2 separate regions of the Homo sapiens genome follow, and region 1 is linked to region 2. Evidence: read pairs that join two places in POLR2A ChIA-PET (ENCODE). Cell type or tissue: OCI-LY7. All regions are shown on one strand. Links, peaks and the distances in the headings refer to the core of each region. The heading gives the core; the rest is flanking DNA. Region 1 overlaps CUX2 (cut like homeobox 2). Region 2 overlaps CUX2 (cut like homeobox 2).

Evidence for each region. ChIA-PET counts read pairs that join two places held together with the same protein. Peaks named below come from ENCODE experiments on the same cell type or tissue, not always from the same donor. Only the 100,000 strongest peaks of a DNase experiment are listed, where the experiment ranks them.
Region 1: POLR2A ChIA-PET joins it to region 2 with 10 read pairs; 3 of 35 experiments call an interaction of 5 or more read pairs at or near these places.

The regions. Positions count from the first base shown.
Region 1 is chr12:111,104,582-111,120,101 of GRCh38, reverse strand. All of the region lies in intron 1 of CUX2 (cut like homeobox 2), which reads right to left. Among named protein-coding and RNA genes, the nearest start is that of CUX2, 78 kb to the right of the region's middle. RefSeq lists an enhancer at 14,932-15,433. In OCI-LY7, for the core only: no CTCF peak of the experiment used is centred there; a DNase peak (open chromatin) is centred at 8,251; H3K4me3 peaks cover 845 bases; H3K27ac peaks cover 876 bases.
Region 2 is chr12:111,039,999-111,055,518 of GRCh38, reverse strand. All of the region lies in intron 1 of CUX2 (cut like homeobox 2), which reads right to left. Among named protein-coding and RNA genes, the nearest start is that of CUX2, 14 kb to the right of the region's middle. RefSeq lists an enhancer at 13,779-14,545. In OCI-LY7, for the core only: no CTCF peak of the experiment used is centred there; no DNase peak of the experiment used is centred there.

The DNA of each region.
Region 1 (15,520 bases), core at 7,054-9,553, 65 kb before region 2:
TTCCCTTTTGCAATTCTCCATGTTTAAAAAAAATTTTTTTTTTTGAGATGGAGTCTCACTCTGTCGCCCAGGCTGGAGTGCAGTGCCGCGATCTTGACTCACTGCAAACTTCACCTCCCAGGTGCAAACTATTCTCCTGCCTCAGCCTCCTGAGTAGCTGGGATTACAGGCGCGTGCCACCATGCCTGGCTAATTTTTGTATTTTTAGTAGAGACAGGGTTTTGCCATGTTGGCCAGGCTGGTCTCGAACTCCTGACCTCAGGTGATCCTCCCGCCTTGGCCCCCCAAAGTGTTGGGATTACAGGCGCAAGCCACTGTGCCCAGTTCATAATGTTTTTTAACAATAGTAAACGTTATTTATTTTTTCAGTGTATTCATGCAACCATTTTTTTGTTGTTACATGAGACCCAAAGGTCGGGCACTAGACTGAGAGAACAAGACTCATGGGATCCTCCCCTTGAAAGAACTTCCAGTCCATCAATGCTCAAGTCAACGTTTTTGCCTATCAGATGAGTAAGTACAGTTAAAACTGCTTCAAGAATCTGGGGGGCCAGAGGGACACTCCACAGACCCAACTAATCTGTTGGCTCAGTGGGAACATTCAAGGTAATTATGTGCATAGATTTTTCTATTTTTTTAATGAAGAAAAAAAATTTTTTTTTTAAAGATGGGGTCTCGCTATGTTGCCCAGGCTGGTCTCAAATTCCTGGACTCAAGCGATCCACCCACCTCAGCCTACCAAAGTGTTGGGATTACAGGTAATGAGCCACCATGCCTAGCCAATGTACATAGATTTTAAGAACAATCTCAGGGCAGGCTACCCTGTAAGGGACACCATAGATGGGGACTGGCATGCACCCTGCACATGCATCTTCCTTTACAGATTGTCTATGGCTACTTTTACATGGCCATGGCAGAGGTGAGTAGCTGCAACAGAGACCCTATGGCCCACAATGTAAAAAATATTTACCATCTGGCCCTCTAGAGAAAAGGTTTGCCCTCTGCTGCTGTTCCTTCCAGATTATTGTTGGGAAAACTGAGAAAGTTTCCCATGAATTAAATCACCCATTTTGCAATCTGATAGGAGCCCAGATTAGGAGATGGGTGATTTAACTCATGGCAAACTTTCTCAATTTTCCTAACATGTTTTCTCCTTTGATAGCCCATGTTTTTTTGCACACTGAGTTTGCTTGGAGTTGTACTTCTCCACATTGGTGGGAAAGCTTAGAAAAAATCCCAAAAGCCAGACACACCCCAGACCAATTAAATCAGAATCTCTGGTGGTGTGTCCTGTAAAAAAAATCTGTATATCTGTATTTTTTTAAGCTCTCTCAGGTGATTTTAATGGGCAGCCAAGGGTCTAACCACTGTCTTAGGGGGAGGAATATCAGTCTAGCATGTTTGCAAGGATGAATGTGGACTATTGTCCCAATGCAGCAGCCTCATGGAAGCTGGTCCGGCCCTGGGACCAGTTGGATCCATTGGGAGGGCCAGGTGGTCCTGGATTGAGGCTGATGGTGGAGGCGAATGGTACAGCTTGATGGTGGAGGCAGGGGGCTTCAGGCAGTGGTATGCTGGTAAATGGTTAACAATGGATCTACAGGGGGAAAAAAGCCCTGACTGGTAATGCTTGCCAATTTCTGGGGTGTAAATATTCCCATCATGGCCAATTTCAATCTACCAACTGGACATCACTGAGCGCACAGCTAGGGAGAGATGTACAGGGGCACTCTATCATGCTTTAACATGTTGTATTTCCACCATACACATTTGGTGGATGTAAATAACCTTAAAGAGCATATAATAGTAAAATGCAGTAAAATAATTAGGAAGTGATGAGTTTTGAGTACCTGGTTTGAAATATAATTACACTCTAGTAAGTTTATGTAACTTACCTTTGAATATCTGTGTTTAGTAAGTAGTTTGCAAAAGTCTTGCAAATTTAACATTTGGCTCTAGTGAACTGATATAAACTAGCACTAGCACAGAATTCATATCAGAGGCCAAGAGTTGGGAGTCACTTGCACAGGAAAGAGTTGGGGAAGGATGTCTGGTCATCACCAACTGAAACTGCAAAGGGAGGTTTCCCAGCCTTTACCTGGGAAATACGGTAAGGCAAAGGAACTAGGACTTGCTGCTTCCTGGCTGTGTGACCTTGGGCATGTTGGTTTGCTTCTCTGAGCCTGAGATTTCTCATCAAGTAAATGGGGTTATTATAATATGGGTTCTGTAGCCAAGCTTGGCCTGCATTCAAATACCTGGAGCCAAGTGGCTCTACTGCTTCCTCAGCTGTGTGATCTTGGGCAAGTAACTTCACCTCTTGGAATCTCAGTCCTCTCATCTGTGAAATGGAAATACTCAGAGTATCTACCTGATAGGATTGTTGTGGGGTTAAAAGTGCTCTGTAGGTAAACAGTACATGGCATGTGGTAAATAGTCAATAACCATTAGCTCTCAGTGTCATCTTGGAGGTCTGTTGTAGGGTCAGAGGAACTCCTTGTTGTTTACTGAGTGCTTATGGTCATCATTCATGCTGTTTTGTCAAATATTTCTGGATTTCTCTCTCCCATGCACAAGGTAAGATTGTGTTTATTGGCTTCTTGTGGTTGAATGAGGCCAAGTTGCTAGTTTTGGCCAATGAGTAAGTGATGTGTCACTTCCAGAGTGGAGCATTTTACCATAGGTACAAGACCCTTAGAGGTCTCCATACTTCTAGCATGGTGAATGGCACATCAGAGCTGGTGGCTGCACCATCAGCCTGGGTCCCTAAAGAGACACTGATGAGCCAAGTCCACTGCCCATATATGATGGACATGTAGCCAATGAATGGGTCATGCGAGTATGAAAGTTGCTTTGTTAAGTTTAGCCACTGAAATTTGGGGGTCTTTTGTTACTGCAGCATAATGTAGCCTGTACTTACTGATACATTGCTCAATGAGTGGAATTCATGACTACTATTAGCAATATCACCATATTCTCCAAAACCACAAACATTCATCTAAAACCTCTTACCCTCTTTTCAACCTAGATCATATGCCTCTAAGAGGAAAACTTCAATTAATATGAATTCATTGGCAAGGTGTAAGGAATGGAGCACAGTATTAGCTGTCTAATGATTTACATTTGAATCTGCCACTTGCCAGCTCTGCAACCTCAGGCCAGTCACAGTCCGTGGTATGAAAATAATAAGGATGAATGTATGTGCCCTTGCTTTACCAGAATGTTCTCCAACTAAAATGAGATAGTGCACCATAGAAACATAAGCTATTATTGTTGGAGGAAATTATGATCTCTGGTTGTGATAAAGTTAGATTTTTTTTCCCATTGCTCTTCAGGAAAGCCCTGAAGGAATTCCAATTGAGTTTCTGTTTTGTTTATATTAACCAGCTCCAGATCCAATTCAGAGTAAACTATCTCTGGTCTCTTCCAAAAGTCGAGTCCTCCACAGGACTCTCCATTCTTGGGCTTCTTCTCTCTCTCAACTTGCTCTGAATCACCAACATCCTGTAATATGCCTCGGGAACTTGTCCCAACAATCACACTCCTTCTCAGAAAGTTCTTCCTAAAGTCTTCCATAGAAATGCTCACCCTGGGGATTTAATTAATGCCAGGGCCTATATATTGACTTGGGATCAAAATGTAGAATGAAATCTATAAGTCCAAGTAGCATCCACAAACCAATTAGTTAACAACACAATGCTTCTAAACTGCTGAAAGGGGGGAAAAGAGACTCTTAATTGCATCACTTTGTCCTCACCACTTCTCAATATTCTGCAGGCCTTGGCATTTCCTAATTATAAGCACAGCCTAATTCAATCAAGATTCCACCACTGGTTTTTCCAATGCTCTGACTGATGCTGTGAAAGCAACATCTTTCGTTCCCCCAGATAAATTAAACTTCTGTATTATAATCATTACCTAAAAATTCTCTGTAGATGTATAATTTCATTTTTAAAAATCATAATTACACACATCTACCTGTCAAATGAATAGGAGTTCTCAACATATAATGCATATCAGCAGGAACTAAGCCTTAGGCAGAAGGCCAAGAAAGGGGTGAGGGATTAGGGCTTGGGTTCTCCATCAGCAAACAGAGACCAAGGTATTCATCAAACTGTGAATGACAACAGCCAGTGTTCTCAGATCTATGTCAAAGAATAGGAGGGGATTCGTTCATTCATTCATTCATTCATTTATAAATCTTCATTGACAACTTACTGTGTGCTAGTCTGTGAACAAGGCAGACCTGATCTTTGCCTGTATGGAACTTATGGTCTAGTGGGGGAGACAAATGCAAAACAGATACTCACATTAATAATTATTAATACCACTGTGATTAGTTCCAAGAAGAAAAAGAGGGGGCACCAGAGGGTATAACAGGAGCTGGATCATCGAGTCAGGAGATAACAAAGACCTCCTTGAGAAGATAACACTTAAACTGGCACCTGATAGAGGAGTAAGAGTAAGCAGGGGAAGAGCATGGGGTAGAAAATGGAGATATACCATGTTCATAGATTGGAAGATTCAATATTATTAAGAAATTTTATCCAGCATTTTGGAAGGCCAAGGTGGGCAGATGACGAGGTCAGGAGATTGAGACCATCCTGGCTAACATGGTGAAACCCCATCTCTACTAAAAACACAGAAAATTAGCCGGGCATGGTGGCAGGCACCTATAGTCCCAGCTACTCCGGAGCCTGAGGAAGGAGAATGGCGTGAACCTGGGAGGTGGAGCTTGCAGTGAGCCAAGATCACGCCACTGCACTCTAGCCTGGGCGACAGAGCAAGACTCTATCTCAAAAAAAAAAAAAAAAAAAAAAAAGAAATTTTATTATCTCCAAATTGATCTACAGATTCAACGCAATGTCAATCAAAATACCAGCAGGTTTGCTTGTTTGTTTCTTGTAGAAATTGAAAAGCCAATTCTAAAATTTACATAAAATTAAAAGGACACAGAATATCCAAAGAAACTTTGAAACAGAAGAATGAAGTTGGAAGACTTAATCTATCCAATTTCAGAACTTACTGTGAAGATATAGTAATCAATAAAGTACGGTAATGCTATAAGGATAGACATATTGATCAATGAAAAAGAATAAAATGCCAAGAAATAGATCCACACCTAGATGCTCATTTGCTTTCTGAATAAAGGAATCAAAACAATGGAAAGTGATAAATAAAATCTTTCCAGCAAATGGTGCTAGAACAAATGGATATCCATAAAGAAAAAAGAAAATGACCCTCAAACCCTTATCTCACATCATACACAAACATTAATTTGAGACAGATCACAAACCCAAACATAAATGCTAAAGCAACAGCACTTCCAAAAGAAACATAGGAGAATATCTTTGGAGCTAAGCAAAGATTTCTTACAGCAGATATGAGAGAAGGTGTATTCCAGACAGAGGGCACAGCTTAGGACAAGGCCCTGGAGAAGGAAAGAGGTTCATTTTCTTGAGAAACTGAAAGAAGGCCAGTATGGCTGGAGTGTGGCAGAGTTAGAGACATTCACGGCTGCAGCATCTTTACCTGCACTTTCAGAGAATGAAAACACAAGCCACACACTGGGAGAAAATATTTCCAAATCACCTATCTAACAGAGAACTGATCCCCAGAATATATAAAGAATCCTCAAAATTCATCAAGAAGAAAACAAACAACCCAACTAAACAATGGGCAAAATATATGAAGAGAAGCATCACTAAAACAGACATGCGGACAGCAAATAAGCAATGAAAAGATGCTCAACATCATTAATCATTAGGGAAATGCAAATGAAAACCACAATGAGATACTGCTATGCCCCTATTAGAATGCATAAAATTGAAAAAGAAAAAAAAATGATAATATCAAATGCTGGTGAGCTTGTAGAGCAACTGAAACTCTCATATGTTACTGGTAGAAATGCAAAATGGTACAGCCACTTTAGAAAAAATTTGGCAATCTCTTAAAAAGTTAAACATGCACTTATCAAATGATCCAGCAATCCCACTCCTAGGTATGTATCCTAGAGAGATAAAAGCTATGGTCAAACAAGAACCTATATGCAAATGTTTAGCAGCTTTATTTGAAACTGGTAGAAACTGCAAATGACTTGAACATCTTTCACCAGGTCAATGAATAAACAAACTGTGCTATGACCACACAATGGAACACTTTTCAGTAATAAAAAGGAAAAAACTACAGATACTTGCAACAATGTGGATGAATCCCAAATGTGTTATGCTAAATTAAAGAAGTGAGGCCAGACGCGGCAGCTCACGCCTGTAATCCCTGCACTTTGGGAAGCTGAGGTAGGTGGATCACTTGAGGTCACGGGTTCGAGACCAGCCTGGCCAACATGGTTTGAAACCCCATCTCTAATAAAAATACAAAAATTAGCTGGGTGTGGTGGCACATGCCCATAGTACCAGCTACTCAGGAAGCTGAGGCAGGAGAATCACTTGAACCTGGGAGGTGGAGGTTGCAGTGAGCTGAGATCGTGCCACTGCACTCCAGCCTGAGTGACAGAGCGAGACTCTGTCTCAAAAAATAAAAATAAAAAATTAATTAATTAAAGAAGTTAGATTCAAAAGATCACATATTGCATCATCCCATTTACATGACATTTGGAAAAAGGCAAAGCAATGTGGTCAGAGAACAGTTGTCAGGTGTAGGGGGTGGGGGAAGGGTTGGATGTAAAGGAGCAGCAACAAGGAAATTTCGGGGGGTGATGGAACTGTTCCATATTCTGATTGTGGTCAAAGCTCATGGAATATACACAAAAACAAAAAAATTACAGTATGAAAATTAAAACTCCACCAGTCATCTCATCCCCTGCTTAGACACTTTGCCAGGCTTGCCACCATCTACTGGAGAGAATCACAAGTTCTGAGTCAGATGGTCAAGGCCTGATGCACCTTCCTAGGCTCCTCCCCAGCGGGTCCTCTCTACCCCTCCCGGCTCCCCTCCATCACTCCTACTCTATTAACTTCGGGGCTCCAGGCCTCAGGGTCTTTGTTCATGCTGTTCCCTCTGCCTGGGATGCCCTTACTTTCCTCCCTCCCTGGCAAGCTCCTATGCTTTCCTCCAAATATGGCTCAAATCAAATAAAATATGCCTCAAATCCTCCAAATATGTCTATCCTCAGATACGCGTCACTTTCTGTCCAAAGTGCCAAGCACTGAGGCTCAGTCTGCAGAGACGCTGAACCCAGCCGGGGTGAGCACAGTGGTGCTGTCCAATGACCCAGTACTTAGGAAAATGCTGGCCAAGTTATGCCTCGGATCAAGGTGTCCACATTCCAAAAGGGTTATAATATAAAACACAGGAGAAGCAAGGGACATTTGTCCAGCTGAAAAACATGAACTTCTTTATTAAGGCTTATTTTAACCTAAAAGAACTCGATGAGCTGGAAACTCTCAGGAGATGGAAGTCAGGACAGAGTACGGCTACCTAAGAGAAGCCAGATCCTCAAGTCCTGCTGTGGGCTTCCCAGGCCCTCCCCATTAGGTCCCCAAAGCACACAGCTTGTCCAAAAGTTCCCCCCACGTCCCCCTGTGTCACACCTCCATGATGAAGCAATTCCTTCCCCACGCCCAGACAGATTAAGGAAACAGCAAAAGCCCCAGAACGCCGCTTAAGAGAGATTTCTTAGGCCATAGCTCTGCGAGTCAGAAATAAAAAGCGGGGTTTCAGCATCATGCAATTAATGCAGCAAACATTGATTTCTGCACTGTAAGAAGGTGGTTCACTAATTCCAGATGCTTCCACCAGTCAAACCCAGGTTCGGCTTCTTTGCAATATGAGGCAAATGAGAATACTGAATTTTAAAATTCCTTTCTGCAGCAATCTTTATTACCAAACAGAGCATAAAACCCACCCACCCAGACTGCTTAATTCTTCCTAAATAATTAACAGCACCTGCTCACCTCCCCGTTGACATGGGCAAAACTCACTGAGCCACTCGACCCTTCTTGTGAGAGGAGAGATCAATTGGCCACAGACCTCGATCCCTCACCCAAGTCCTGAGCAACCACTTTCTTTGCTTAGCAGAATATCCCGCCCAGGCCTCCCAGCATCAGGACTTCTTTACTAGATTAGATTTTTCTCCAAATCACCTTTGGGAGGTACAGACCCCACAGGGACTTCCTGAGAAACATGTCTGTGGGTTCTTTGAGGGAAAAAGAAAGGAGAAGCCCCGTGGGAGAACCGTTTCCCCTTGCAAGAGGCTTCTGCAAGTTCAAAGCTTTCATTTCTTTTTTTTTTAAAGGCAAATTTGCCTTTAGGGGACTTGCTGCCGTTAGCAAGACTCAAACTCTGTAATTCAAGTCCAGAAAGGCCCAGCAATTGGCCAACTGTACTGTTGGGTTTTCTTGTTATTTGACAGAGCCTTGCTACTCAGAGTGTGGTGTGCTTTAGGCAGCATCAGCATCACCTGGGAATGCAGAAGTTCAAGTACCCCCGGGCCTATTAAATTCCTGGGAATGGGGAATCTCTCTAGGAGATTCTTATGCATGCTGAAGTTTGAGGACTACCAGTTGAGATCACTGCCAAAGGATTCTATTAACGTAGAAGTTTGACATCTGATGGCTGCCATTTTGCTTTGATGGACATCTTCAACTGGACTCCAACTGAATGTGGGCCTTGGAGATCGGGGAGACCCAACCTTGTTTACTAAATGAAAAAGAAGTTGTGGGGAGGAGTAAAAGTGAATAAATGACTCCCAGTAGATCATTAGCGCTGGATAGGGTTGGGAAAGAGATGAGGCATCTGAGATCCAAGTTCAAAGCCATTGTCTCTCTTTTTTTTTTCTTTTGAGACAGAGTCTCATTCTGTCACCCAGACTGGAGTGCAGTGATGCAATCTCGGCTCACTGCAACCTCCGCCTCCTGGGTTCAAGCGATTCTCCTGCCTCAGCCTCCTGAGCAGCTGGGTTTACAGGTGCACGCCACCATGCCCAGATAATTTTTGTATTTTTAGTAGAGATGGGGTTTCACCATGTTGGCCACGGTGGTCTCGAACTCCTGACCTCAGGTGATCTGCCCACCTCGGCCTCCCAAAGTGCTGGGATTACAGGCGTCAGCCACTGTGCCTGGCCAAAAGCCATTGTCTTGAACTAATGATGTTTCTCTGGCAAGAGGCACCAGCAGGCCTCACCCTTCCCCTCCCCTGCACCCCATCCTCTGCCCCACTTTCCCAATTCGTAAGAACAGTTTCTTTATCCAAGAGGGACTTGGGGATGAAACACTCAGTCCTTTGAACGTGTGGGTTCCCCCTTCACGCCTCCCCAGCCTTCTCAGTTATCCTGGTGAACACAACGAAGATTTCATGCACCAAATACCATCCAGCTCCAATTGTCATTTCAGGATTCGCACTGTTTTAATGAATGCCAAAACTGTTTTTTCACTTGATAGAGCCTGACAAGACCAGCAATCACAGATTAGAGAGAAACTTCTTGCTTTTCAACAAAGGTTAATAAATAGTGACAGCATTAAGTCTATTCTGATTAACTATGCTGAAAGATATTATTTCTGTTTGTAACAAGAAATCATTATTGGATTAAGCACAGCATATAAAAATGAAATGTGAGTTTTAACCTCAAATGTAGAATGCAGCCTGCTCAGATAAAGGCAGAGGTAACACTTGGAGGCCCGTATTAATGTTTGAGTCACTCTGGCGAAGGGATATTATATGGCATTTGTCTGGTCTGGATTTGCTGGGGGAAGAAGAGGTCCCTCAGTGAACTCTCTTGTTGTCTGCCACCCCTCAAACCTAAGATGCTAAGAGGCAAACAGCAGTGACAAGCTCCTTGTGCTAGATTGTATCATGTCAAGTAGCAAAACAAAAGCATGTAGCATCCAACTGGGGATGGATGGATCACAAGTGGCCTTGGTTGTCTATGGGCGTCTCTGACCTCAAAGACCTTCCCCAGTAAAATGCCAATACTAATTAAGAAGCTGGAGATGAAGCACTTCAGGAGGCTGAGGTGGGAGGATTGCTTGAGCCTAGGAGTTTGAGACCAGCCTGGACAACAAAGCAAGACCTCGTCTCTACTTAAAAAAAAAAAAAAAAAAATTAGTTGAGTGTGGTGGTGGGCACCTGTGGTTCCAGCCACTCTGGAGGCTGAGGCAGGAAGATGGCTTGAGCCTAGGAGTTGGAGGATGCAGTGAGCTATGATTGTACCACTGAACTCCAGCCTGGGCAACAGAGTGAGATCCTATCTCAAACCAAAAAACAAAAAGAAGTTGTTAGAGATCGGGGGAGATCCACCCTTGCTTTCTAAATGAAGAAGTTGGAGAAGTAATTTAATGGTTTCCAGTGGCTCATTAACCTGCAACTGGGTTAGGAAAGAGATGAGATCCAAGATCAAAGCCATTGCCTTTCCCCTTCTCCACCATCCTATCCACTGTGGACTACCAAAAATGCCCCAACCTGTGTGATAACAGATGTTTTGTACATTTGTTCTTTCAGCACCCAGACTGTGGTCTCTAAATACCATTAGTCCAGGGATCCCTGGAGCAAAGCCTGAGTCCAAGACTGAGGTGGGAAACATATGGAATGAGCTTGGATCAACTTGTCCTCCCAGAAAGCAAGAAGGGCATCCAAGGTCGCTGGGGCAGTCCAGAGGGGTCAGAGGCCCCCACATGCCAGAGATGGGACAGTCGGAGCATAAATAAGGGCAGTAACTGAAATGGATTAAGACACTTCTGTTACACTTGCAACTATGGGCTTACAATGATATTTTTTAAAACTCTCGTAGGCCACCTTTGGAGGATGTTAGGGAACCAGCTCATTATTTTGAAAACCAGCAAATAAAGAGAAAGATTTAAGCATCTATCTTCCCTTTTGTAAACATACTTTCCTTCAGGGTAAACAAATAATTGATGAGGGGCGGTTTCCCTGTAGAGAAAATTGCCCAGCTAAGAGAGAGAAAGAGGGACAGGAAGAACGTAAGCACATTTAGCAACCCCTAATGAATTCATGGACCCAGGCAATGATTATCAGTGGTCATGAAACCCAGCAGATGAAAAGCTGATGGGAAACTTGACAATGGATGGACCGGCTGACAGCTCCTGAACCCACCAATCAATCTCCATGCCCTGAAAGGGAGATAGCCAGACCTCGTGTGCCTCTACCAGAAGGGCATGTGGCCACCTGCAATGTGGTCTTGGCAAAAATGTCAATCTGGCATCTGATCAAGCCTCTGGGGTTACCACCAGTTCACAGGAGACCCAGGGGATGGAGGAGAGCATTAAATGACACCATGAAGATGCACTCAGCCAAACCCAATGGACAGAAGCTCTACAGGACAGCCTGATTTCTTCAGCAAGAAAAAAAGTTGCAAAAAAAGAGAGAGAGAGGGAGAAAGAGAAAGTGAAGGAGAGGAGAGTGGGGCGAGGAGAGTGGGGCAAAGAGAAGGGGGAAAATGGGTGGAGACAGAGAGGGGAGATGGGGTGGGGGAAGAGAGAGAAAAGATAGTGGGTAGAGACAGTGGGTATGGAGGTGGCAGAGAGAGAGGGGAAACAGATTAAAATATGAATCTGAGTCCACACTGATATAAATAAAAAACTGAATAGATAAATAAATGGGGAAGAAGGAAAAAAGCTCTTCAATTAATAAATGTAGAAGTAATGACGGAAACAGAAAATCACCATTTGGCAAACACCATAGCAATAATTGTTTCAAGCAAGAAGCATCGATGCATGCTAAAATTATTGGGCAAAAGAATGATGACAGAGAGTATTACATTGTCTCAAAATGTTTCCACACAAGCACTTATTAGTTACAAAGGGAAAAATAATAATTTTACAGCAGAGGATCCAGCCAGTCTTCACCTTGAGCAAGTGACCAAAGTTAACAGCAGTGGTGCCTCCTGATCCAATGCATGGAGAAGGACACAACATCACTCCTGTAGCCCAAAATGCACAACCTGAATCGAATCATAAGTAAACACCCTGCATTCTCAAATGGAGGGACATTCTTCAAGATAAATGGCCAGTTTTCATCAAAAGTGTCAAGGCCATTAAAGACAAAAGAAGACTGAAGAACTGTTGGAGATTAAGGGAGACTATGGGGAAATAACAACTCCATGCGTCACATGATCCAGAACTGGACTCTGGACCAGAAAAACGACATCAGTGGGACACTTGGCAAAATTTGAGTCAGGTCAGTCCATTATGTAATGGTGTTTCAGCCACGTTAATTTTTCTGACTTTGTAATTGTGTTGTGGTTAGGCTGGATGTCAGCATTCAGGGAATCTGGGGAATTCTTTGTACTGTTTTTGTAACTTTTTGTCAGTCTTTTTGAAATTATCTCAAAATGAAAAGTTAAAAAAAAAAAGTTTAAATAAATTACACCCAAAGCTTTCCCTAACTGCCCTATCTCATTTATTTGCTTTTCATCCTCTTGAATTTTAATTTCAGGCATTTGTTTTCTCACTGTAACTTAGAAGCCCCATCCCAGACCTTTCCATTCCCTGCACCCTCTGCTCCCTCACCTAGAGGACGGGCATTCTGCCTGCCAGGGCACATGTCCCAATACTCCCAACTTCCTAGAGCCAGCAAGAACAGAATACGGTGGGAACTGCAGCACTGGGCCCTCCCCAGGTGAAACCTGCAGCTCCCGGAACTCCCTGAGGCAACAGAAGAACTTAGCTGGGAACATGGAGAAAAGAATTGTAAGTGACATGTACATGACATCTTTGCCTGATTAGATGAGGCAGGAAATCCTGAAGAAGAATGGATGCACCCCAGTCAGATGTCAAAAAAGTTCCTGCAAAGGAGAAACTTACATGGGCTCAAGGACTCCAGGTGCACACCAGGTGGGCAGGCTGTGTGAGGGGCCTGTGGGCTTGGCCACAGAGCAGGAAGGCCACCGGGGGGTCTTGGCAGACCTTAGGTGTGATTCAAAGGGACATGGCCCACTGTCACCAAAAACTGTACATTTGGGTACACCTGTAGATGTTACAAAGAGCCTCAGTTTCCTCACCTGTAAAATGGGGACAGAAGTGTGGATTTAATGAGATGGTATAAGTTAACGCAATGCCTGGCACACACTGTCCAGCCAATGGAAGGTGGCATTGCGTGTTATCATTGCTTCTGAATTTCAAATGCAACAATCTTGCCACCATGTGGGCCTTGCCTGCACACAGCCTGTCCAGCAACCCTATCAACTGAGCTGCTGACACAAAGCCCAACACTTCTCTTCCACTACATCCTTGCCTCTCCCTGTCCCCAGGTTGTCCCCTGTCCTTCTTTCCTCTCCCGGCCATAATGGACAGCATCTGTTCTTCCATCTCACCAGAGATTCTATGCCTCCCTGCCTTTGTGCCTATGAATTCCTGAAACAGAAATGTGTTTTCTGTCCCACCCCTTTCTGTCACATGTTGTTGGAAGTGTCATCATTCAAGGCCCTTCTCGCGGAAGTCTTCCAGGATTGCCTCAGTCAAAATCTATCACCCCTTCCTTGGCACCTACCTGGTACCTTTTCTTATTTCTATCAGGAATTAAGACTCATTATTAGGCCAGATATGGTGGTGCACACCTGTAATTCCAATACTTTGGGGCTGAGGTGAGAGGATTACTTGAGCCCAAGAGTTTGAGACCAGCCTGGGCAACATAGCAAGACCCCATCTCCTCTAAAAATAAAAATATTAGCCAGGACTGGGGGCAGTGGCTCATGCCTGTAATCCCAGCACTTTGGGAGGCCAAGGTGGGTGAATTGCTTAAGTCCAGGGGTTTGAGACCAGCCTGGGCAACATAGCAAGACCCCATCTCTACTAAAAATAAAAATATTAGCTGGGGCTGGGCATGGTGACACCTGCCTGTAGTTCCAACTGTGGTCATGCCTGTAATCCCAGCACTCTGTGAGGCCGAGGTGGATGGATTGTTTAAGTCCAGGAGTTTGAGACCAGCCTAGGCAACATGGCAAAACCCTATCCTTACAAAATATTAGCCAGGTATGGTGGTACCAGCCTACAGTTCCAGCTACTTGAGAGGCTGAGGTGGGGGGATCGCTTGGGCCCAAGAGTTTGAGACCAGCCTGGGCAACACAGCAAGACCCCATGTCTACTAAAAATAAAAATATTAGCCAGGCGTGGTGGCATATGCCTGTAGTCCCAGCTACTCAAGAGGCTGAGATGGGAGTATCACTTGAGCCCAGGAGGTCAAGGCTGCAGTGAGCCATGATCATGGCACTGCACTCCAACCTGGGCAACAGAGAGGGACTCTGTCTCAAAAAAAAAAAAAAAAAAGACTCATTATTAGTTAATATCAGTGAAATCAGAGCTGCCATGAATTACCATTAGAGAAATTCTCAATTAAGTCTCTGAACAGCCATGCAGCAGGTATTACTGTTCACCCACTTTACAGATGAGGAAACTGAGTCACAGAGAGGTGAAGCCACTTGCACAAGGTTACCACCTAGCTGGGAAATGACAGATGCAGGCTTCAAACCCAGGTCTGTGTGGCTCCAAAGTCCCAGTTATTCTCCTGATACTCCTGGGAAAGGCAGCTGGAGAGGAAGCAATCTACATTCCCCATCTCCCTGGGGGTGTGCAGTATAGGCTCTGGAGAGGCAGGGAGAGCTCACATGCACACGTGCGTGAGCACACACACACACACACACACACAGAGCTTTCCAGCTTCCCACACTAGCCCTCTCCTGAATTTCAAAACATCTCCCCTTTGCTGAGTCACCTCTTCCGTCAGCCCCTTCCTGGGAGGAGGCGGACAGAAATCAATAGCCATTGCCTATCAACTCAGTGATCAAATCAACCAGCATCGGGCCCCCGAGGCCATGGCTGATCATTCCAAAACCCCCAAACCCCATTTCATTACAGTTAAATGAATATTTCCTTTTAATCACCCCCAAATATTTCTGAAGAGGCAGAAATAAATGCCTGGGGAGAGGCAGGCCATACATCTTAGCACCAGAAGCAGTGAAGGTCACTACCCAGGGAACGGGGCTCACCCCAGCGCAGGGCCCTGACCCTCAATGTGGCCCCCGAGTCAATTCTGGGGATAGCGATGAGCCCAGGTCCCTGGACAGATCAGCCAAGGACGGCTCCTTAGAGGAGAACAGGTTATAAGGCATGCCTGGGAAAACCGGGCTGGGAGAAACAGAGTGTTTCGGGTAGAACCACCAAGACTCACGCCCCATTCATCCAATATGGGAGCCACAGGGTCCCCTCCCTATCCCTGTCCTTTCTTCAAAAGAAGCATCCACATTCTCTGAGGGCCACAGCTGGCTGCGAGCCCAGGTGGTCCTGAAAGGCGTCAAGGTCACCAGGTGGGGCCAATCTGACTCTTGGTGTTCCATGAACTTGCAGGTGTCTCTGAAGCTCAATGGGCTGCTGTTTCCTCCTCTGGTAACCAGGAACGGACTTTAAAACCCCTCTTCTGGCCTGGCGGCTCTGAAAACAACCCAGCAATAAAGATAATGGCCAGCAGTCCATACTGCGTGCCAGATCCTTTCCTTCAATATGTTGTGTGAATTATCTCATTTTATAGATGAGGAACCAGGGCCACAGCGAGG
Region 2 (15,520 bases), core at 7,494-9,993:
TAATTTTTTTCCAGAGATGAATTTCACAAAGTAGGCCAAGGGCCGTGGGACCAACCCCCTTGCTTGCAGAGGCTGAAGAGGATATCCTCCGAGGGCCGGGGCCGCCTCATTGCGACTTCCAGGCTGCTGGCCCGAGGGTCCCAGGGTCCAGCTACCCCAGGATAGGAAGGACAGGAAATTGGCCTAGTCCCCCAGTGTATGCTGCTATGGTGACCAGCTCTGACGGTGGCCTCTGGGACTCTGACATCCCTGATGCTTGTCCCAGTAATTTGGGCCCAGGCCCCGACTCCTGCCAGACAACATGGTCCACCAAGAGCCACCCATCATCACATTAGACCTTTATGAGGCCAATCTGCACATACAGCAGCTTCTGGGGAGAAAAGAGGGAACCTGGACATGTAGTAGCCCTGTCCCAATGATACACAGTCTCTGCTTTGCATAGTAAAGAGAAATAACAAGAGACAGGAGAGCGTACGAACATGGACTGTGGAGTCAGACTGCCTGGCTCTGCTGTGTGGCCTTGCACAAGTCACTTAACCTTTCTGTGCCTCAGCTTCCTCCTCTGCAAAATGGGAATATTAAGAGTGTCTAGGGCCGGGTGTGGTGGCTCATGCCTGTAATCCCAGCACTTTGGGAGGCTGAGGGAGGTGGATCGCCTGAGGTCAGGAGTTCAAGACCAGCCTGGCCAACATGGTGAAACTTCGTCTCTACTAAAAATACAAAAATTAGGCGGGCGTGGTGGTGTGCGCCTGTAATCCTAGCTACTCAGGAGGCTGATGTGAGAGAATCTCTTGAACCCGGGAGGCAGAGGCTGCCGTGAGCCAAGATCACACCACTGCACTCCAGCCTCAGTGACAGAGTGAGACTCCATCTCAAAAAAGAATGTCTACAGCATAGAATTGTGATGGGAATTAAACCACTAAATGATGGTATTTAGAAAGTACTTAGAGTCACATAAGCCACCCTTGGCAAGTGCTTGTTAAACTAGAAATAAATAAAAATAAAATTTAAAAAAATTTAAAAAGCTCTTCTGAGCTGCTCTCATTGCTGAAAGGTCATGTAAATTCTGCCCATTATCTGGAATGGCTATACTGAGGCCAGAGAAGGCAGAGTCACCTCCACACCAGTCACAAAGTTGGCACAGCTAATGCCTAGGGTGAGGTTGCTATTATAACTCACACGCTTATATGAGGGCCACACTGAAAGCTGCACAGGGAGGCCTGGGCTCAGCAGAGGTTTTGCAAAATGGGAAACCCACACCCCCAGAACCCAGCCCTGTGTGAAATGCAGGCCCGGGGACGCCAGCTCTCACACTGAAGAGAAAGCCAGGAATCTGTTTTTTGTTTTTGTTTTTGTTTTTGTTTTGAGATGGAGTCTTGTTCTGTCACCCAGGCTGGAGTGCAGTGGCGCGATCTCGGTTCATTGCAGCCTCCACCTCCTGGGTTCAAGCAATTCTCCTGCCTCAGCCTCCTGAGTAGCTGGGATTACAGGCGTGTGCCACCATGCCTGGCTAATTTTTGTATTTTTAGTAGAGACAGGTTTCACCACATTGGCCAGGCTGGTCTCGAACTCCTGACCTCAGATGATCCACCCGCCGTGGCCTCCCAAAGCGTTAGGATTACAGGCGTGAGCCACTGCGCCCAGCTCTGAGTTTTTAAAAGGTAACCTCTGATCAGGCCACCAGGCATTCAATGTTTACCAATCACCATGCCAAGTACTGTAGCTTTAATGTATGGTAATGAGTTCACCGTCTGATACGGGAGACCAACAAGGAACTGGGGAATCATCTGGAAACATGGAAAGCAGCCCAGGCCAGGGATGTCCAAGTGAGACCTAAAAGAAGACATCCAACCCAGCGCAGAGTCAGGGAAAGAGGGCCAGGGCCCACGAAGAGCAATGTGAATGGTGTTCCAGGCAGAGGAAACAGAAAATGCAATGCTGGGAAGTGTGAGGAGTATGGAGGATGTAGAAGCGGAGATAGTGAGACAGAATGCTAAGGATGGAGACTATGGAAGTACGTGGCAGATTCATAGAATACTCTTGGGGCTAAATCCCATCTCTGCTGGGGAAATGCTGTGTGTCCATGGGAGGCCTCTGAACATCTCAGCATTAAGTGGGTTAGGATTTTGCTTTCACTAGAGCCCTTGGATGGCCCCAGAGATGACACTGGGAAAGGGCCCCCTTGAAGGAAGAGCGTTTCTTGTCATTAGTGGGACTTAGTGGAAAATCACTCTCCCACTGCTGGGGCAAGAGCCACCGGGGAGCAAGCACGAGAAACAAAATCACATTTCTGGAGCCCCTGGTATGTGCCAGGCGCCGTGCTGGGCCCTGCATGTACAGGCGCTCATTTCCTCCATGTGGAGATGCTATGAGGGGATTATTTTTGCTATCCCCATTTTGCAGATGAGAAAACTGAGGCACTGAGCAGTCCTCTGGCGGCCTCATGTATCTGGCAAGAGCAGAGCCAGTCTGTTCGGCAATAACCCTGCTTTGCCCCTGCACCTAGCTACCCGTCTGGGGTTTTCCCCTCAAAGGGATGAAGGTGGGGGTGGGGGAGCTTCAGCAGGTACAGCAGGCAATCCTGGGGAGGCAGTGCCTGCCACTGGCCCCACATGCCCGTGTCACCTCCATCACAGTGAGATCAACTCTGCAGTGGCCATGCTTAGCTTTGGGGAAGTCATTAAATGCCACACCAAACTAGACAGAATACAATTGCATGGCAAGGAGATGTTGAAAGAAGTTCTGCCTGGGAGCATGAGCACACAAACACATACACAGACATACTAAGGTGCACAAATAAACAAAGACACGCACTGACACACACACACAGATCCCCACATGTGGATGCAGATACACAGGCACACATTCAGAGACATACTCAGAAAAACACAGATACAAAGACACACACACAGAAACACACTAAGATACACATACAAGGACACAGACACAAAAATTAAAAGACCCACAAACACACTCAAAGATATGTACCCACAAAGATGCAGACATACACACGTAAGTATACAAATACACTCACATTACACTCACATCACACTCACATCCATCCCTGTTTGTTCATTTGACTGATTTTTTTTTTTTTTGAGGGCCTACTATGTGCTCTGCCCTCTGCTGCTCAGTTCTGGGGACAAGCTGCTCTATACCCTCATGGTGATGACAATCCACAGAGGGAGGCCGGTGTTCATCAGTAACCCACAGAGCTATGTCTGACACCTGCTATGGTAAGTGCTGTAAAGTTGGGGTGCACAGCCTCATGGGGCCATACAAGGTGGAGCAGGCAGCTGCCCCAAGGAAGTGATATTGAGTAAGCTCCAAGGATCTGGGAGGAGTTGATGGGAAGAAGTATGGGAAGAGTGTCGCAGGCAGAGAGAGCAGGTCACCCATGGGGGCTATGGTGCCGGGGAAACAAAGAAGACACGTGTGACTGGAACATGGCGAGCATAGGGAATGTGGCTCAGGATCAAGAACAGAGGGCGCATGTACAATTATAATGTGTCCATTAAAAAAGAATGAAAGGCATGCTGAAATTACACTGCTATAAATCTGAACTTGATTCCTATAAGTTACAATATATATGGTAAACCCTAGCACAAACCACTAAGAAAATCCTCAAGTAATATAGTTAAAAAAAAAACCTCACTAATTAAAATGCTACATTAGAGAATATTCACTCAATGCAAAAGAAAGTAGTAAAAGAGAAATAGAGGAACAAAAAGATATAGAAAACAAAAAGCAAAATGGCAGACATAAATTCTACCATAGCAATAATAACATTAAATATGAATGGATTAAACAATCCAATCAAAGAGCAGAGTTTTTCAGACTGAATAAAAAACATGATCCAACTATATGTTGTCTATAGGAGACACGCTTTAGATTCAAAGGCATGAACAGATGGAAAATTAAAGGATACAAAAAGATATATAATGCAAACAGCCACCATAAGAAACTGGGAGTAACTATACCAATATCAGACAAAATAGACTCTAAAACAAAACAAAAAAAAAAAGTTACTAGGGAAAGAAGGACCTTTGCTAAATAAAAGGGCCAATCTGTCAGGAAGAGATAACAATTATAAATGTATATATGCACCTAATAGAACACTAAAATATATGAAGCAAAAATTGACAGAAATGGAGAAATAGACAATTTAACAACAGTTGGAGACTTCAACACCCCACTTTCAACAGTGCAAAGAACAACTAGACAGAAAATCAACAAGAAAATAGAAGACTTGAACGACACTATAAACCAAGAACAGAGGGCAGTGACCAGTCCATGCTGAGCATGGAAGGTTAGTTACATTGAGGCTTTCACCTCAAAGGCAATGGAGGGCCATTGGAAATGGTACTTTTTAAAACAAAATGCATTTTTAATTGATACATAATATTTGTATATATTTATGAGATACATGTAATATTTCGTTACATGCATAGAATGTGTAATGACCAAGTCAGGGTATTTAGGATATCCATCACCCAGGTACTGGAAACATTCCAAGTCCTCTCTTCTAGCAATTTTAAAATACACAATACACTGCTGTTAACTATAGTCACCCTGCTCTGCTATCAAACATTAGAATGTATTCCTTCTATCTAATTGTATGTTTGTACCCATTAACCAACCTCTCTTCATCGTCCCCTAGAAATTCTTCTTCCTAAACTTCTATTAAAAAATTCTTAACAAGTTTTTAATAACCTCACTTGCTGCTGTGGTCAAAAGAGTGGAGAAGCCAGAGTCAGCAAAGGAAGAAATTAGGAGACCAAAGTCCAGCGGGAGAGGCAATGGGGGCATGGGTCCAAGTGACGATGGTGGAGATGGAGGTAGGAGATGGGATGCAGGAGGTATCTAGGAGGTAAATCCCCAGGATTTAGTGATGAACTGGACATAGGGGGCATACAGGAGAGGGAGGTAATCAGGGTAGCTCCCAGGTTTCTGTCCTGTAGACCCGGATGGAGCCATCCCTAAGATGAAGACCCTACAATGGAGAGAAAATTAGGTTTTGAACGTCTTGACCTGGAGACATCTTTGAGACAGACATTCAAGAAAAGTCAAATAAAGTGGCTTAAAAAGAAAGACAGAAATGTCAAGAAGGCTATTGTACAGAGAGGTTTGACACCCAGAGGCAGGGACTGGAGAGCTGGGAGGCAGTGATGTTGTGGATACAGATGAGGTCACACAGGGTCAGGGCACAGAGTGAGAAGAGATGGACCTTGAAAGGACCAACATAATTAGAGGCCAGCCAGAGGAGGATGGGTCTGAAAAGAAACAGGGAAGTGGCGGCAAGAGGTAGGAGGAAAATGAAGAGAATGTAGTATCAGGAGGGCCAAGAGGGGGCTCTGTGGGGGAAGCGGCAGGGTGGGTGGGAGATACAGAAATGGAGATACAGTGTGAGCCAGATGCTCTATAAATGTGGCTGAGCAGGAGAGGAGGATGTAGGTGAAGGGTTTCTCTGCCCTGCCTTCCTTCATATACCCTTTTGCCTCAGTTTCCTCCTCTGCAGAATGGGAGGTGGTCCAACAGCATAGGTGGGTGGAACCATTTCTGACAGGCTCCAAGCACCATGCAGAGGTTAGGGGCTGCTAATCTGCACTGAACAGTAAAACCAGGGAGCCCCTGTCCTAGTGGCAGACCTGATGATCTGCCTTGTCCACCTCCTTGGTCACAGACCATCCCCCTTGCCCAAAAAAGTCTCTCTCAAAAAGACCTTGCTGGGCTCCAATCTGCTACAGGACAGAGCTTGGTCCTTCCTGGGCCCATCCAGGGTTTGGTGACCATGGTTCCTGTGGTGTCTCCTTGAAGGCAGGCTGCCTTCTGAGACCACCCACCCTCTACCTAGGCTAGAGAACATCACTGAATCCAGATGGGGAAGGAGGGGAGAACTACACGTCTCAAGTCTAGAACCCTCTCCAGCAGCCCTCACCAACCTCACAGGCCTGCAGGGCCAGTGTTTGTCTCCCCTCTTGTTCCCCACAGCTCTGTGTACAGCCTCTGATTACTGTGCTAATTATGTCATTTTGGGGTTATTTCACTACAGTTGACTCCTCCACCAATCTAAAGCATTCTTAAGAACAGGGACTGCTTTCTTTTCATCTTTACATTCCTAGTGTTGGCTGAGTAGATGTTGGATGGATGCATGCATGGAGGAAGGGATTTTTGTTGGATGCACAAATATGTGGATGGGTGGATGAGAAGGTTGCTGGGTGGCTAAGTGGATGAATGGATAGATGAATGGGTGGGTGGATGGGTGGAGGAATTCGTGGATGGGTGGATGGATGGATGGATGAATTCGTGGATGGATGAATTCATGGATGGATGGATGGATGGATGAATTCATGAATGGATGGATGGAAGGATTCATGGATGGATAGATGGATGGATTCATGGGATGGATGGATGAGTGGACAGATGGATGGATAGTTAAGATCAGTAAGAAATGGGGAAGTACAGCTGGATAAAGTGTTAGGTGGATGGATACAGTGGATGAGAGAGCAGATTTATGAATGAGTAGATAAGACAATGTTGGGTGGGTGGTGGATGAGTGGATGATGGATGATAAAGAGGTGATCCCCCAACCCCTGCTACTTCCAGTCCACAGGTGCTCATAGATTAGACAAAACTAAAAGGTGAAAAAGTTCTCTTTATTCCATACTCCAGCCCACATCCCCTGCAGTCCCCCAGGTAGACATTCAACCTCTCTTACACCTAACAGCATCCCCATATATGAAAGTCAGCACACGACCCCCTGGGACAGAATACCTGCATGTGGCCCGGGCTCTACAGCCACGCCGTCTTAGTCACCTCATCTTTTTATGGCCTTTCCTAACAAGTGGCACCTGGAAACACACTGGTAATAATGCCCACAGAGACCACTGGGCAAAGGGCCCTTCTCAGAACATAACCCAATCCCCCATGACCCTCCTTGCACCAGCTCTATGTCCAGGAGAGAAGGCGCCCCTTGCCCACTGCATGCCTGCCGCTAAAAGCCTACAAATCCACACCAGCTGGCCACTCACACAGAAAACCAGCCATACGCTTACCAAGGAAGCACAGCTCCCACCTTGCTGGGGGTACCAGGCATGTTCCCATGGCAATCTCTCCACTCCCACAATGCTGTAGAGTGCTAGTCCTCGAAACGTTTGCGTGCCCAAAGGCTTCCTGCCACGAAGAACTCCTCTCTGGGCAGAGATGACAACATCCAGTTCATCACAGATGCTGTCCTTTGCCTATTTTCCAAACGTCCCCTCCCTCCCTTCAATGTTTCCTATCAGGCTGAACCCAGCGGGAGCCAAACATAAATTGGATCTCGTTTCTCCCGTTTTAGACCCTCAGTATCTTCCCACTTCCATGATAATAGAATTCAAAGGAATCCAGCCACTACCGTGGTCTAAAAGGGCCTGCGTGAGCAGTAACCACCTCCCCCTGTGACTTCTCTCCCTCCCCTCTTCTCCCCTCTCTAGCCTCACTGGCCTCCCTTTGGTTCCAGGACTTTACAAGCTGAGTCCCACCTCAGGGCCTTTGCACAGGCTCCTCCTGGAGCTGTGAGCTCCCCTGCCTGAACTGTGCCTGCACAGCTCCTCTTCATGGTTCAGGTCTCAGCCTAAATGTCACCTACCCAGTGTGGGCCTCCATCATCACCCTAAATAAACAGGCGGCCCCTCCATGTGATTTCAGCGCTCTTTCCTCCATTCTTTCTATTTCTGTCATTACACATTTATTTGTTTAGCTTGCCCTTCCACACCCAGCAGCTGGCATTGTGCGGGGCCTATAGCACGTGCTCAAGAAATACCTGCTATTTGATGGATGAATGTCAGATTCAGAGCAAAGACTCTGGCCAGACTGTCTGGGTTCGAGTCTTGTGTGACCTTGGGCTAGTAAATGAACCTCCCTGGGCCTCAGTAGCCTCAGCTGCAAAATAGGGTGACACCAGAGCCTGCCCCAAGGGATGCTGGGAGGATTCAATGAAAGAACAAAGGTCAGGGACCATTCTCCAGCCCTAGCCCCAGCCCCAAGTCCTTGCTTCTTGGAGTCAGAGCAATGAGTATAAGGTCTGCCATGGAAAGAAAGAGCTTATAAGGTAAAAACGCGAACTGTAGAGTGTGGCTGGTACAGCCACAGAAAGGAGGGCTGGACTTGGCTTTAAAAAAAAAATCTAAAAAACTTTTTTAATAAAGGCTACAAGTCTATCTCCTTCCTTCTTTATCAACGACACGATTTATTGACCGGGGAGGCCATATTGACTAAATAAATCTTGATAATGACCACGGCAGCAATCAATACCTGCTTATTATCAGCCCCAGCCGAGAATTCCATCTCGCGGAATGCAGGCCGGACGACAGGGCGCGCCACGCGGCTCCGGGACCCAGCGGGGGCCGGGGATGGATGGCCGGGTGGTGCTCATTCTCCAGGCTGGGAGACACGCTGGGAACCGGGAGCTTTCTCTCACCTTCCCCTGACCCATGCTTCTCAGGCTTTGGGGCCCAAATCCATTTCCATGAGTTGACAGTGGCAAGGTATCTTCAGAGGTTTTTAAAAAGAACAGCAAGGGGCCGGGCGTGGTGGCTCACGCCTGCAATCCCAGCACTGTGGGAGGCCGAGGCAGGCAGATCACATGAGGTCACGAATTCAAGACCAGCCTGGCCGACGTGGTGAAACCCCGTCTCTACTGAAAATACAAAAATCAGCCAGGCGTAGTGGCACACGCTTGTAATCCCAGCTACTTAGGAGGCTGAGGCAGGCGAATTGCTTGAACCTGGGAGGCAGAGGTTGCAGTAAGCCGAGATTGCGCCACTGCACTCCAGCCTGGGCGACAGAGCCAGACTCTGTCTCAAAAAAAAATAAATAAAAATAAAGCATAAAGAGAAAAATACTGACATAGTGATTGTAGATGGGGGGACCTCGGCAGTGGCGTGAGACAGCCATCAGTCCTGGGAGGGGCAGCTTTGGCCATTAGTGAGTCCAGAGCAGGAACACGGGTGGCCAACAGCCCTGGGTCTTGGGTTCAAGTCCAGGCTGGGCCGCTTCCTGGCAATGTAGCCAGGGACTGAGCCTTCTGTGCCTCACTCTGTTCATCTGTAAAATGGGAATGGTCATCGTTTTCCCTTCATAAAGTTGCTGTGGGAATTAAAAATAAGACAATACAAAGGGCTGTGAACACTGGCTTGCATGGCAGTAAGAGTGCAGGCGCCATTTGTTAAAGAAATCCCAGGCCTGCACTGGTCTCTCCGCAAGCTGTCTTCTGAACCACAAAGCCAGGCCCAGCCTTGCTAAGCCCTGCCAAGCGGCATGCAGGGAGGCCTGACCTCCTGTCCCAAGCTTCTCTGCAAAGAGCCAGCGCACCTGGCTGCTGGCTGCTGGCTCCGGGTGGGCCGGGCTGGGAGGAAGACCCAGGTTAGATTCCTGTCCTTACAGGGTGTGGTGGGGGTTCCTGCACCTGGCTGGAGTTCAGGTGAGCTTCTCTCATCTGATACCTGAGCAGCTAATACTGCAAACGAATCTCTAGGCTCCACCCAGATTTGGGCACCACTGAGCTGAGCAGTGAGGGCCTGGAGGTGAATGACAAACAACGATGGCAATAATAATAAAGGTAATACTAGTCACTCCTGTTTACTGGGGAATGATGGTGTCCCAAGTGTGTGTTATGGGCTCTGCATCAAATCAAATATTCTCAATGTCCCTATGAGGTAGGGGCTGTGTTTCAGTCCCATTTTACAGATGAGGAAGCTGAGGCTTACAAAACTGGGGAGTTGCCGAAAGCCTCTCAGTGAGGAAGTGGCAAGACCGGGGTCTGAAGCAAGATCTGACTGCTCCGAGCCCAGCGCCCATCATTGCAGGTGCAGCTCCCAAGGCAACTGAAATTCAACAGGAAATGCCCTCCCATTTTAAGAAAGATAATAATAACAATTGCTAATAAAGATAATAAATAGCAATAATAATCACCATTAGGAAAGGCTCACAACATGCCCAGCCCTAGGCCAAGTGTCTATATGGAGCTGTCACTTTCTACTTCTCACGATCCTTGAAGAAAAGTAGTTCTACCTCCAAATGATTATGAAGTAGAAGCTTTATGAGGGCAGGACTTGGTCTGTTTTGTTCTGTGCTACACTCCCAACACCTCAGGCAGCTTGGGACACATAGCTGGGGCTGAATAATGCTCATCAAATGAATAAATGACCTGTCTCAACAAACCAGGGATGCTCCATTCTAGATAGAAAAACTGGGGCCCAGCCAAAGAAGGAAAGATGGGTCTCCCCCCGATTATAAACGAGGGGTCCCTGCGCATGGTGGGAAAGAAAGCCCTTCAACCCTGGGATCACTGTCCAGAGACCCAGGCCGCTTTCTCATGCCTGCTGGGATGATCCAGTGGGCCTGGGAATCAGTGTCAGGAATGTCAGCCGGGTCCGAGGACATTAACTGGCTGTCTTGTGTCCTGGATGACAGCCATCTCACAGGCTGTAGGGATGCTTTCAGCTCTCTATGGCTGAGGCCACCAAATCATCGCTTATGGCCTGCAGCCTTCCAGCAATTAATAAATAGATATACTAATTAGATGGGAGCTGCCTCCCAGGTTGGAACTGAGGTCACCCTAAGGCGAGACTGATGGAGCTAAAGGTAAACAAACCCTCATTCGCCACAGGCCTGAGGCCGGTGCCCAATTCCCAGCAACTTTCAAGAGCCAGTGAGGGGTGTAGCAGCCAAGGGTCCCCCAAGACTGCCCCTCAAGGTGAAGTCGAGGGGCAACTGCCCCCTACCTCATCCCTCCTGTGGATTCAGCCACCCATCAATCAAATATTTATTGAGCACTTACTATGTCCCTGCCCTCCCCAGAGAGGGAGGCAGACAGTAAACAAATGAACAAATAAATACACAAATAAATATTATCACATCAGGTGAGGCAGAGTGAGGAGAGGGGAGCTGATTTGGAAAGAGAAGTCAAGGAGGACTTCTCTGAGGAGGTGGTATTCAAGCAAAGGACCAAACTAACTGAAGGGAGGTGTTTGGAAATTGTCTCAGAGAGAGGGAACAGTAAGTGCCAAAACCCTGAAGCTGGGACCTGCTTGGCTTGTTTGAGGCACAGCAAGGAGGCCACAGGGGCTTGAATAAAGAGGGGGAGAATGACAGGGGACGGGAGGGGGATAGGATGAGGGGATCCTAAAACCTGAGGGCAAGTAAGGACAGGCAACCAGGAAAGAGACAGTGCTGGGAGTGACAGCTCCCCAGCCTCCCCCAAGACATGACAGCGACCTCAACGGAGCGTCTCCTACACCCTGAGAGCCTTATGCAGATGTCCCAATCCCATTTCTTCTTTCCTGTGGGACAAGAAACAGACTTGAAGGCAGGGTCATATGGCAAAGAGATTTGTAAGGGTCAACACCTGCACCTGCCGGAGGGAGCCAGTGTGAAGGAGAGAGGACAGAAGGACAGGAGGAAGGTTGTTTGGTTGACGGAAGCTCCTAGACTACCATGGAGTTAGCAGAGGGGTCCCGTGTGTCCCAGGTACGAGTCTGTGCCAGAATTTCTGCTGCACTCTGCCCCTGGCTGGGCCAGCTATGGGATGGATTTCCAGCGCAGCACGGGTCCTATCACGCTCCCTGAAGTCGAAGATGGGCAAGATGCATTCTCATGGAATGCCCTTTCTCCTACTACCATTTCTGTCTCGTGAGTATGTACAGGGCAACTAGGATTCAAATCCTAGCTCTACTTCTTTCTTCCTAGATATGTGTCCTTGGGCAACTTATTTCCCCTTTCAGAGGCATAGTCTTCTCATCTGGAAGATGGGTATAGCAATGGTACCTCCCGGAGTGCTGGGATTACAGGCGTGAGCCACCGCGCCTGGCTAATTCTTGTATTTTTAGTAGGGAAGGGGTTTCACCATGTTGGCCAGGCTGGTCTCAAATGCCTGACCTCAAATTATCTGCCCGCCTCATCCTCCCAAAGTGCTGGGATTACAGGCATGAGCCACCGCACCCGGCCACCATGCAGTGTCGTATTATATCCTCCATCCCTACTCCTCATTGGCAGGTGGCAAAAGTGAGAATGAGACAGGCCCAGTAACCTGCTCAGAATCTTCTCCCGGCCATACTGCTTTCTTCAGTTCCTTGGAGGCACAATTCTTCCACCCTTCTCGGGGTCTCTGCAAATGCTGTTCCCTCTTCTGAGATGCTTTTCCCTAACCTTGTCCTTGAGATCTCAACAGAAGGGTCATTTCTTCCAGGAAGCATCCCCTGAGGTCCAGACCCAGGCAATTCCTTTGCCATATACTGTCTCGGAATCTACTCCCCTTGCCCGTCTGTGAAATGGCATGTGCATCCACTCGTCCCATGGCCTGTGGGCTCTGAGAGAGCTGGCACCTTGCCTTCCTTGCTTACTATATCATCTTTAATATGTAATTATTAGTTATTGTATTTGTTTTTTATATATAATTATTTATACCGTAAGTGGTGAATGTACAGTTCTGGAGTGAAGGATAACAGCAATTATTATTCACTTTAACATTATATCATGTTTCAATGTGCTGGGCATGGATCTCAGCGCTTCATATGCATTAACTCACTTAATCCTCAAAACAGGCTGGGCACGGTGGCTCACACCTGTAATCCCAGCACTTTGAGAGGTTGAGTTGGGAGAATCACTTGAGCTTAGGAGTTCGAGACTAGCCTGGGTAGCATGGTGAGACCTCCACTTCTACGTTAAAAAAAAAAAAAAAAGCCAGGCGTGGTGGCGGTGCACCTATAATCCCAGCTACTTGGGAGGCTGAGATGGGAGGATCATCTGAGCCTAGAAGGTTGAGGCTGCAGTGAGCCCTGATGGCACCGTTGCACTCCAGCCTGGGTGACAGACTGAGACCTCGTCTCAAAAAAATAATAATAAAAGTCCTCACAACAATTCTTAAGGAGGTGGCTACTACTATTATCCCCATTTTATATATGAGAAAAGTGAGGCTCAGAAAGGTTAATTGACTCATCCAAGGTCACACAGCTGGTAAGTGGCAGAGCTGGGATTTGAACCGAGGCCTGCTGGCTCCAGAGTCCAGGTAGTCTTTGGGGGTGGAGGGTGTAGGGCTTGATTCCGCAGCTCACACCACATCCCCTGGGACACCCGCACCCATAGACACTCGTAGCAGATGACAGACACTCACAGGCATCTGTAGCAGCAAGGCCTAGGAGTGATGGCCCCACTCAGGGAAATCTGCCCTGGACTGGCGGCCCCTGTGACCCCTGTGGTCTCCGGATCCGCAACACCCACAGTCCACACCGGCGGCTGGGCAAGTCAATCGACCATAATGGTTCCCCGGGAGCCATTTACCCCGTCCAGCTTGAGCGACGGCGGCTCACAGAGTCTTAAGCACCGTTGGGCCCCCCAGCGTCTCTGGGCAGACGACCAGCTCAGGCCAAAGAGGCCGAAGGATTGATTTCTTTCTTTCTTTCTTTGTTTTTAATGGCAAATGCATATCCTGGAACTGCTGTTTCATTGGGCTGAACTGAAGACTGGCAGAGGCTGGGGTGTGCTCCGGAGGGGTTTCGGGGGACAGCCACAGGCCCACTTTTGGGGGTGTGGGCTCCTGGGAAGAAGCAGAGACAGCAGGCTCTGAACCCTACTAACCGGGTATCTTCATGCATTGGTCAGGAGCCTTTCATTTGTTCTGGAAATGCAGCCTCTTCTGGAACTAGGCACTGGGAAGGTGCGGCCTGTGGCCTTGAACTACAGAGAAGACCCTCCTCAGGACTCCGACAGCTGGCCTGACCCACTGAGGACCCCTGGCACAGGGCCCTGGCACTGGGTGTTCCCTCTGCCTGGAAATGTCCCTCCCAGGTCTCCACTCCCCTTCTCCATTGGACCTGCCCACAGTGGCCAGAGCTCCTGATTTTCAGGGGACACTGGTCACCTAGATTTCTTAGGTAAATCTCTTGTGTTTTAAATGCTGACAACTTACACAAAAGTGTTTTTAAATATCTCACTAATCTAGACAGACACATCCATGGGCCAGACATAGCTCCCCGTCTGCAATTTCTGTGGTCAGAACTCCCAAAATATACTACATATAATATTAGTACAATACTAATATAGTAACCCCAAAGGAGTAAGAGAGAAGAGAAAACTTGCTCAGAAATCTCTAAAACAGCCTGCAAGGCCAGCAAGTTCCAGCCGCTGCTGTTTATTTGGTTTTCTCCTCTCATACTCTAAAAATACCAATGACAATAGGAAGTCACTCAGATTCACAGGGCAGCAACTGTGTGCCCCACACTGTGCTAAACACTTTCATGTTCAAAGTGGTTTGATCTTCCTGAACAACCTAGAAGGCGGAGACTATTATTAGTCCCATTTAAAGACAAAGAAAGTAAGGCTTGGAGAGGTTAAGTGACTCATCCAAGGTCACACAGCTAGTAGGTGATGGAGCCAGGATTTGAAGCCAGGCAGGGGCCTCTCACTGCTCTGACTCTTCATGCTTCTCTCTGGAGGGAAAGGGTCAAGAACAAGTTTTGGGAACTGAGTTTGATCCACTTTAATACTCTTAACTGAAAAGTTAAAATTTCAGCCATGCCACAGCCTATATATGACAGCCATGACATAGACCAGTAGACCCAGGGCAGGCAAACTACAGCTCTCAGGCCAAAACCGGCCCCCTGCCTGTTTGTATAAATAAAGTTTTATTGGAACACAGCCACGTCCATTCATTCTCATTGTGGCTGTTTCATGCTAATGGCAGAGTGGAGGCTTATGGTCCACGAAGCCCAGTGTATTATTATCCAACTCTATAGAAAAAGGTTGGCCCCATCTGATGGTAAACCTAGCATGTGTAGAGAGAGACCATACCCTGAGAGGGTTCTATGGTCAAAACCCTCTGGGGTGTCCTTAGCAATATGGGAGCACATCTGCATATTACAGTGGGGAAACAGTGGTGGAAGCTTCTTTAGTTTTCTTTAGGCTGAGTGGTCACGACATTTGGGCTCAGAATGAAAGAGATGAAGGAGCCAACCACAGAGAGATGGGAGGGAAAGGGTCGCAGGCAGAGGAAAGCATACATGCAAAGGCCCTGAGGTGGGGACATGCTTGATGTGTTTGTGGGACAAAGAGAAGGCCGCTGCGGTACAGTGGTTGGAGAGGGAGCCAGAGAGATTGAGAGAATGGGGCAGATCCTGGGGGATCTGTCAGGGAAAAAAAATTTGAATTTTAATCTAAACATGATAGGAGTATATTTTTTTCCGTTTTTTTTTTTTAAACAGGGTCTTGCTCAGTTGCTCAGGCTGGAGTGCAATGGTATGATCATAGCTCAGTGCAGCCTCCACCTCCTGGGCTCAAGCAATCCTCCCACCTCAGCCTCCTGAGTATCTGGGACTGCAGGCAGGTGCCACCATGTCCAGCTAATTTTTTTATTTTTTGTAGAGAAGGGGTATCACTATGTTGCCCAGGCTGGTCTCAAACTCCTGGCCTCAAGCAATCCTCCCACCTCAGCCTGCCAAAGTGCTGGGATTATAGGCATGAGCCACCTCGCCTGGGCCATGAT